2 separate regions of the Homo sapiens genome follow, and region 1 is linked to region 2. Evidence: chromatin loops called from intact Hi-C (ENCODE). Cell type or tissue: OCI-LY7. All regions are shown on one strand. Links, peaks and the distances in the headings refer to the core of each region. The heading gives the core; the rest is flanking DNA.

Region 1 (2,803 bases), core at 140-2,639, 190 kb after region 2:
GAGGCCTGACTGTATCGAGTCTAAAAGATAGCTTGTGAATCTTGCAAATCTCAATAAAGCTGCTTCAGCCACGCCTTTGAGGTCTTCACCCTTAGGCCAGAGGCCATTTCTCACTTTGAGAACCTGGTACTGGCTTAAAAGACTGTCCTGGGCCCTCTTGATTCCTCCAGATTCTGCAAACTCAACGGCTCCTCACGTGCCTGCCCCCCACCTCCCCGCCCCCAACTTCAGCCTCTGTCTAGACAGGTCCTCGCAGGGCCACGACCTTCCCCGCAGCCAGAGGTGGTGCCACCCCAGCGCTCCGCCTGCCCTCAGCGGGGGTCTCCTTCCCATCCTCCTCCCCAGCCTTCCCACCATCCCCCGTAGACTCCTGGAGGCCCCCAGGTTCTGCGTGACTCCAAAGGTGACAGCACATATTTGGGGTGCTAATCATGGTGGCACCCCATTTCCTGGCACCCACTTCTCACTCGTAAGATGGCTTCTCAGGATGGTGCCTCCCCAGACGCACGGACTCTGGGCCTGTGTAGCCAGTGGCATGAGCTGGAGGTGGCAGACTGTGACTCTGAGACGGCGTCTTAGTAGCCCTGGAACTCCTGCCTCAGCTTTGTGGGATTTGTCCTAGGGGAGGCCAGCTGCCTGCCAAGAAGCTTGATGACCCTGGCAGCCATGCTGTGAGGGGGTCCAAGCTGAGCGTGGAGAGGCTACTCAGAAAGAGATGCTGGACAGCTCCAGCCTGCATTTGCTGCAACCACACTGGAGACCCTAGGCAGGAAGCACCCAGCGCAGCCCAGTCAACTCCAGAGCCCTGAGCACTCACGGTAGATTGCTATTTAGGCCATCAAGCTCCGGGGAGGCTTATTTATTTATTTATTTATTTATTTTTGAGACGGAGTCTTGCTCTTGTTGCCCAGGCTGGAGTGCAATGGTGCAATCTCGGCTCATGGCAACCTCCACCTCCCGGGGAAGTTTATTACGTAGCAGGAGATAACTAAAAGAAAGTGCATTTTGTTACATTTTGTTGGCTGATGGGTACATTGTCAACAAAGCTGTGCCGGGATTGCAGCAGTTTGAGCAGGGAGGGTGTGGGGTGGGACCTACTGCATAAACAGAGATTTTATTAGTGGATAGTTCTCTGAATATAGCCTTGAAACTGTAACCACCCAACGGGTTCTTCTTGCCTGACAGCCGATTTATCAGGACAGGAGAATTGCAATAGAGTCTAGTGCATCCAGAGCCAGCTAGCAGGAGACTGGAGTTTTATTATTACTCAAATCAGCCTCCCTGAAAATTTGGAAACTGGAGTTTTTTAAAAGATAGTTTGGCAGGCAGGGGGCTAGGGAGTGGGGAGTGCTGGCTGGTTGGTCGGGGATGAAATCACAGGGGCTGAAGCTGTCCTCCTGCACCGAGTCGGTTCCTGTGAGGGCCACAGACCGGAAGAGCTAGTTTACCCGTCTGGGTGGTGCCAGCGGAGCCGTCAGAACGCAGGGTCTGAAGAACCTCTCCAGCATCAATCTTAGGTCCTACGGCGGTGACGTCATCCACAGGAGCGGCTGGGAAGGGTCCTGTGGGCCTACGATGGTGACGTCATCTACAGGCGCGGCTGGGGCGGTATCCTGTGGTCTTACTGTGGTGACGTCATCTACAGGAGCGGCTGGGGCGGTGACTTGTGGTCTTACGGCGGTGACGTCATATACAGGAGCGGCTGGGAAGGGTCCTGTGGTCTTACGATGGTGACGTCATCTACAGGCGCGGCTGGGGCGGTGTCCTGTGGTCTTACGGCGGTGACGTCATATACAGGAGCGGCTGGGGAGGAGTCCTGTGGCGTCTGGCTGCGTGAATCCTGAGCCGGAATTCCTAATCCTGCTGTTATTTGTCGGTTTTACAACGGGACTGGTCCCCCCAAGCGAGGAGGGAATCTGTTTTGGGGAGGGGCTGTTATCCTTTTTGTTCCCAACTTAAACTGTAAACTAAGTTCCTGTCAAAGTTAGTTTGGCCCACGCTCAGGAAGCAGCCGGGCGGGTTGGGGTGGAGGCAGGTGGAGCGGGTCAGGTTGGCCTCTGCCACTGTCGTGATTCCTCACTACTACCGTCTTAGCAAAGGCGGTTTCAGAACAGGGAGGGCTGAGGCCAGGAGCACGCCGGTGGCGGAGCCTCTGCGCCTGCTGTTCATTAGCGGATTTTGGAGGAGCCAGGGGAGTGTAGTCCCTTCAGGAGGCGGCGGAGGGAGGTGGGAGGTGTTTGGGGAGCTGGCAGGTGGGCTGGGGCCGAGCTCACAGCCTTCCTTGCAGGGGGAGTGGGGCCTCGGGATCTGAGAGCTCCTCCCCGCGGCCCTTCCCTCCTTTCTTAAGGGCCTAGAGTGGGTGGAGGGTGGTGCTGGCTGGCAGAGTGGGGGTGGGGGCAGCGAATGAGGGGCAAGTGTTTGCGTCCTCTCAGGCCTGGGGGCTAGTGCCACATGGAAGTGAATGCTCTCTGTCAGCAGGTCGGGGTAACTGGCATAACTGCGTTGTAATTACAGGAAAATTGCTCATTAATAACTGTGTTAGCGAGGCAGGGCGGAGGCAGATGGCCAGGGCAGATGCAGTGGGGCTGGGGGTTTCGGGGGTGGGGGTGCTGGGCTGAGCCTGGAGATGGGGGCGGAGCCCTGGGGTGGAGGAGAAGATGGTGTTTGGCTGGGCCCGGGCCAGGAAGTGGTTTTGCAGAGGTGTTTCTGCTAAAACGTTCTCCGTGCCCGGCAGCCAAGGCTGCAGAGTAGGAACTAGGCCTTCTGCTTCTGCTCGCGCGCAAGGCTGCCACACTGAGAGACC
Region 2 (2,765 bases), core at 266-2,765:
AGTGGAGGTGGCTGTCGGGAGCAGTCTGGGGAAGGGGTCACGTCTGGCTGGGGCTCATGGTGTTTGCAAGGTTGAGACGTGGGTGGTCAGCTGGTGCAGGAGTGGCCAGAGAGTGGCTGGGTGGGTTGAGAGGAGGCCTGTGTCCTCCACAGGGGCCCTCATAGTGGACTGAGAGGAAGCTGTGGGTACCAGAGCCAGGGGCTCAGATGTCAGAGGGAAAGCCCTTTGTAAGGACGCAGACGCTTCTGGGAGCTGGCAGGATGAAGCCAAGACTGCCCAGGACACCTGGATGGGAGCGATTCTGGTTGGAGTTGGGGGATAAACCCTGATTGAAGGGATTCAGAACAAAGTGGGAGGGTAGAAACTCAGGCAGTGTAGACCGCTCTGAGGAGGGGATCAGCGTGTGGTCAGGGCAGGTGGCAGTGGGTGTCGGTGTCTACACAGACGTGGATGGTGCCGTGGCACGAACACAGGCTGCGCGGGAGGCTGGGTCTGTGATGGGGTCGTGCCGTCCCAGGAGATTCATGGACTCAGAGGAGAGAACAGTCACCGGGAAGCTCTGGCTGGTTCTTTCGTCCTTGGGGGGTGGGAGTTCAACAATTAAAGTGAACTCTGGAAGAGCAGAGTGAAGCTCACAGTCCCAGGTCACGAGCACTTCTGTGTGCCAGGCGCTTCCCACAAAGCACTTTGTACTGGGAGCCACCCTGGGGGATTCACGCAGGCTCCAGGGGATGCCTTGACTGCGAGGAAGGCCTCTGGTCAAACGGGGCAGATGGACCCAGGTTGGAGGAGCCTTCGCTGTGGCATCCTACCCCTCTACCAGGCCGCGATGGTGCAAACACAGCCGCGTTGTCTCATGTGTTACAGCAAGACTCCCAGAAAGCAGGGGGAGCAGAGGATGAGCAGGAAAATGAGGACGATGAGGAGGAAAGAGATGGGGAGGAGGAGGAAGAGGCGGAGGAATCCAACGTGGAGGATTTACTGGAAAACAACTGGAACATTTTGCAGTTTTTGCCACAGGCAGCCTCCTGCCAGAACTACTTCCTCATGATTGTTTCAGGTAAGCCCAGAGCCCAGGGCTGCGCAGCCCCCACTGAAGGGACTCATGGTTAGTAGATGTGGCTCCTGTGCCATGGTATCGCAAGAAGGGAGACAGGGAAAATCAGATCGGGCGGAGCCTGCCCAGCAGTTGGGACTTTGTGAGCCGAGGGGCCTCCTCTCCAGGCTCCAGGCATGTTCCACTGGAGGGCCCGGAGAGGGGTGACTGTCTTCCCTCCAGCCTTTGCTCTCAGGAAACTCCATGGGGAGCGGCTGCCCCTGGCCGTGTCATTGAGGAGTTTCCTAGCTCTGCTCCCGCCATCTGATTCGGTAACTCAGTCACATACATTCCCAGGGAACATTTGTGTGTGTGCACGTTCAGTAGCTGAAGATAAAGCCCTGGGTCAGGTCAGCTGCCCCCTGGCTGGTCTGTGAGGCCTAACTTTCTGGTGGGGGAGTTCCTATGCCTTGGTTTGGGTCTGCAGGCTTAGAGTTTGCAAATCAAGCTATGCAGGTTAGTGTGCAGATGAAGTGTATCGAGGAAGCACTGTTTGTAGTTGACAGCCCTAAGTTAAAGAATGCCCTAAGTAAAAACAGCAGGTTGTGATGTGCACACACAGGTGGATGCGGTCACAGAGGCCTTCGTTGATGATCATTTTATATTTTTGTCTACTTGTCCTTGAGTCTTTAACTTTCTCAGTTCTCTCTTGCAACTTTCTATGTCTCTTTTGAAAAGTTCCGGGTTGGCCGGGCGCAGTGGCTCATGCCTGTAATCCCAGCACTTTAGGGGGCTGAGGCGGGTGGATCACGTGAGGTCAAGAGTTTGAGACCAGCCTGGCCAACATGGTGAAACCCCATCTCTACTAAAAATACAAAAAGTAGCCAGGTGTGGTGCGCACACCTTTAATACCAGCTACTCAGGAAGCTGAGGCAGGAGAATCACTTGAACCCAGGAGGCGGAGGTTGCAGTGAGCTGAGATTGCGCCATTGCACTACAGTCTGGGCAACAAGAATGAAACTGTGTCTCAAAAAAAAAAAAAAAAAAGGGTAAGTGCCAGGTGACAGGCCCGGAGTAGTTTTTGGAGAAGCTTGCTGATGCCAGGGGCCCTGCCTTTGCTTGTGTTGGGAGCTGTCTTTCACGCGCTACCCAGTGAGAGGCTTAGTGTACATGGCCCCATTTATACAGTTTTCTCTCTGACAATGAACTCAGGTGTCAGCGAGTGTTCCTTCTCATTTCCACTTCTCACTTCTCTAATTTACTTTTAGCTCATCTAAAGGCTGCAGATAAAATTATTAACAATGACATTTTAGCCTCATCTGTGAGGCAATCTGACCAGCCATGGGTCCCCTCAGATTCTAGGGTGTTTGCAGCAGCCCGACTCAGGGCCTGTGGTGTGTGTGCCTCTCCACAGCGTACATCGTGGCCGTGTACCACTGCATGAAGGACGGGCTGAGGCGCAGTGCTCCAGGGAGCACCCCCGTGAGGAGGAGGGGGGCCAGCCAGCTCTCCCAGGAGGCCGAGGGGGCGGTCGGAGCCCTTCCCGGTGAGCAGTCTTTTGTCTTTTGAGGCCACTGCCATGTGCCAGTGACCTAACTCCTCTGTGTGCCATGGGTGGTCCCCGGTGCCAGTCCCCCAGGTGGGAGGTCCCCAGTGCCAGACAGGTCCCAGACCCCTCCCTCAGCATCCTTATACTTCCAGGAATGATCACCTTCTCTCAGGATTATGT

What was found. Hi-C counts contacts between places; a loop is a spot of excess contacts. Peaks named below come from ENCODE experiments on the same cell type or tissue, not always from the same donor. Only the 100,000 strongest peaks of a DNase experiment are listed, where the experiment ranks them.
Region 1: it touches region 2 in a loop (15-fold over the local background); 1 of 110 quality-filtered maps calls a loop at or near these places.

The regions. Positions count from the first base shown.
Region 1 is chr12:132,445,048-132,447,850 of GRCh38, reverse strand. It overlaps LOC112268102 (a long non-coding RNA gene), which reads right to left. Exons shown (of 2, transcript XR_002957440.2): 2 at 845-2,803. Among named protein-coding and RNA genes, the nearest start is that of MUC8, 28 kb to the left of the region's middle. RefSeq lists enhancers at 1,096-1,782, 1,783-2,470. In OCI-LY7, for the core only: no CTCF peak of the experiment used is centred there; DNase peaks (open chromatin) are centred at 1,650 and 2,050; H3K4me3 peaks cover 1,664 bases; H3K27ac peaks cover 1,692 bases.
Region 2 is chr12:132,632,481-132,635,245 of GRCh38, reverse strand. POLE (DNA polymerase epsilon, catalytic subunit) reads left to right here. Exons shown (of 49, transcript NM_006231.4): 43 at 868-1,060; 44 at 2,451-2,582; 45 at 2,738-2,765. Among named protein-coding and RNA genes, the nearest start is that of P2RX2, 15 kb to the right of the region's middle. In OCI-LY7, for the core only: a CTCF peak has its summit at 1,468; DNase peaks (open chromatin) are centred at 1,615 and 2,195; H3K4me3 peaks cover 1,912 bases; H3K27ac peaks cover 2,500 bases.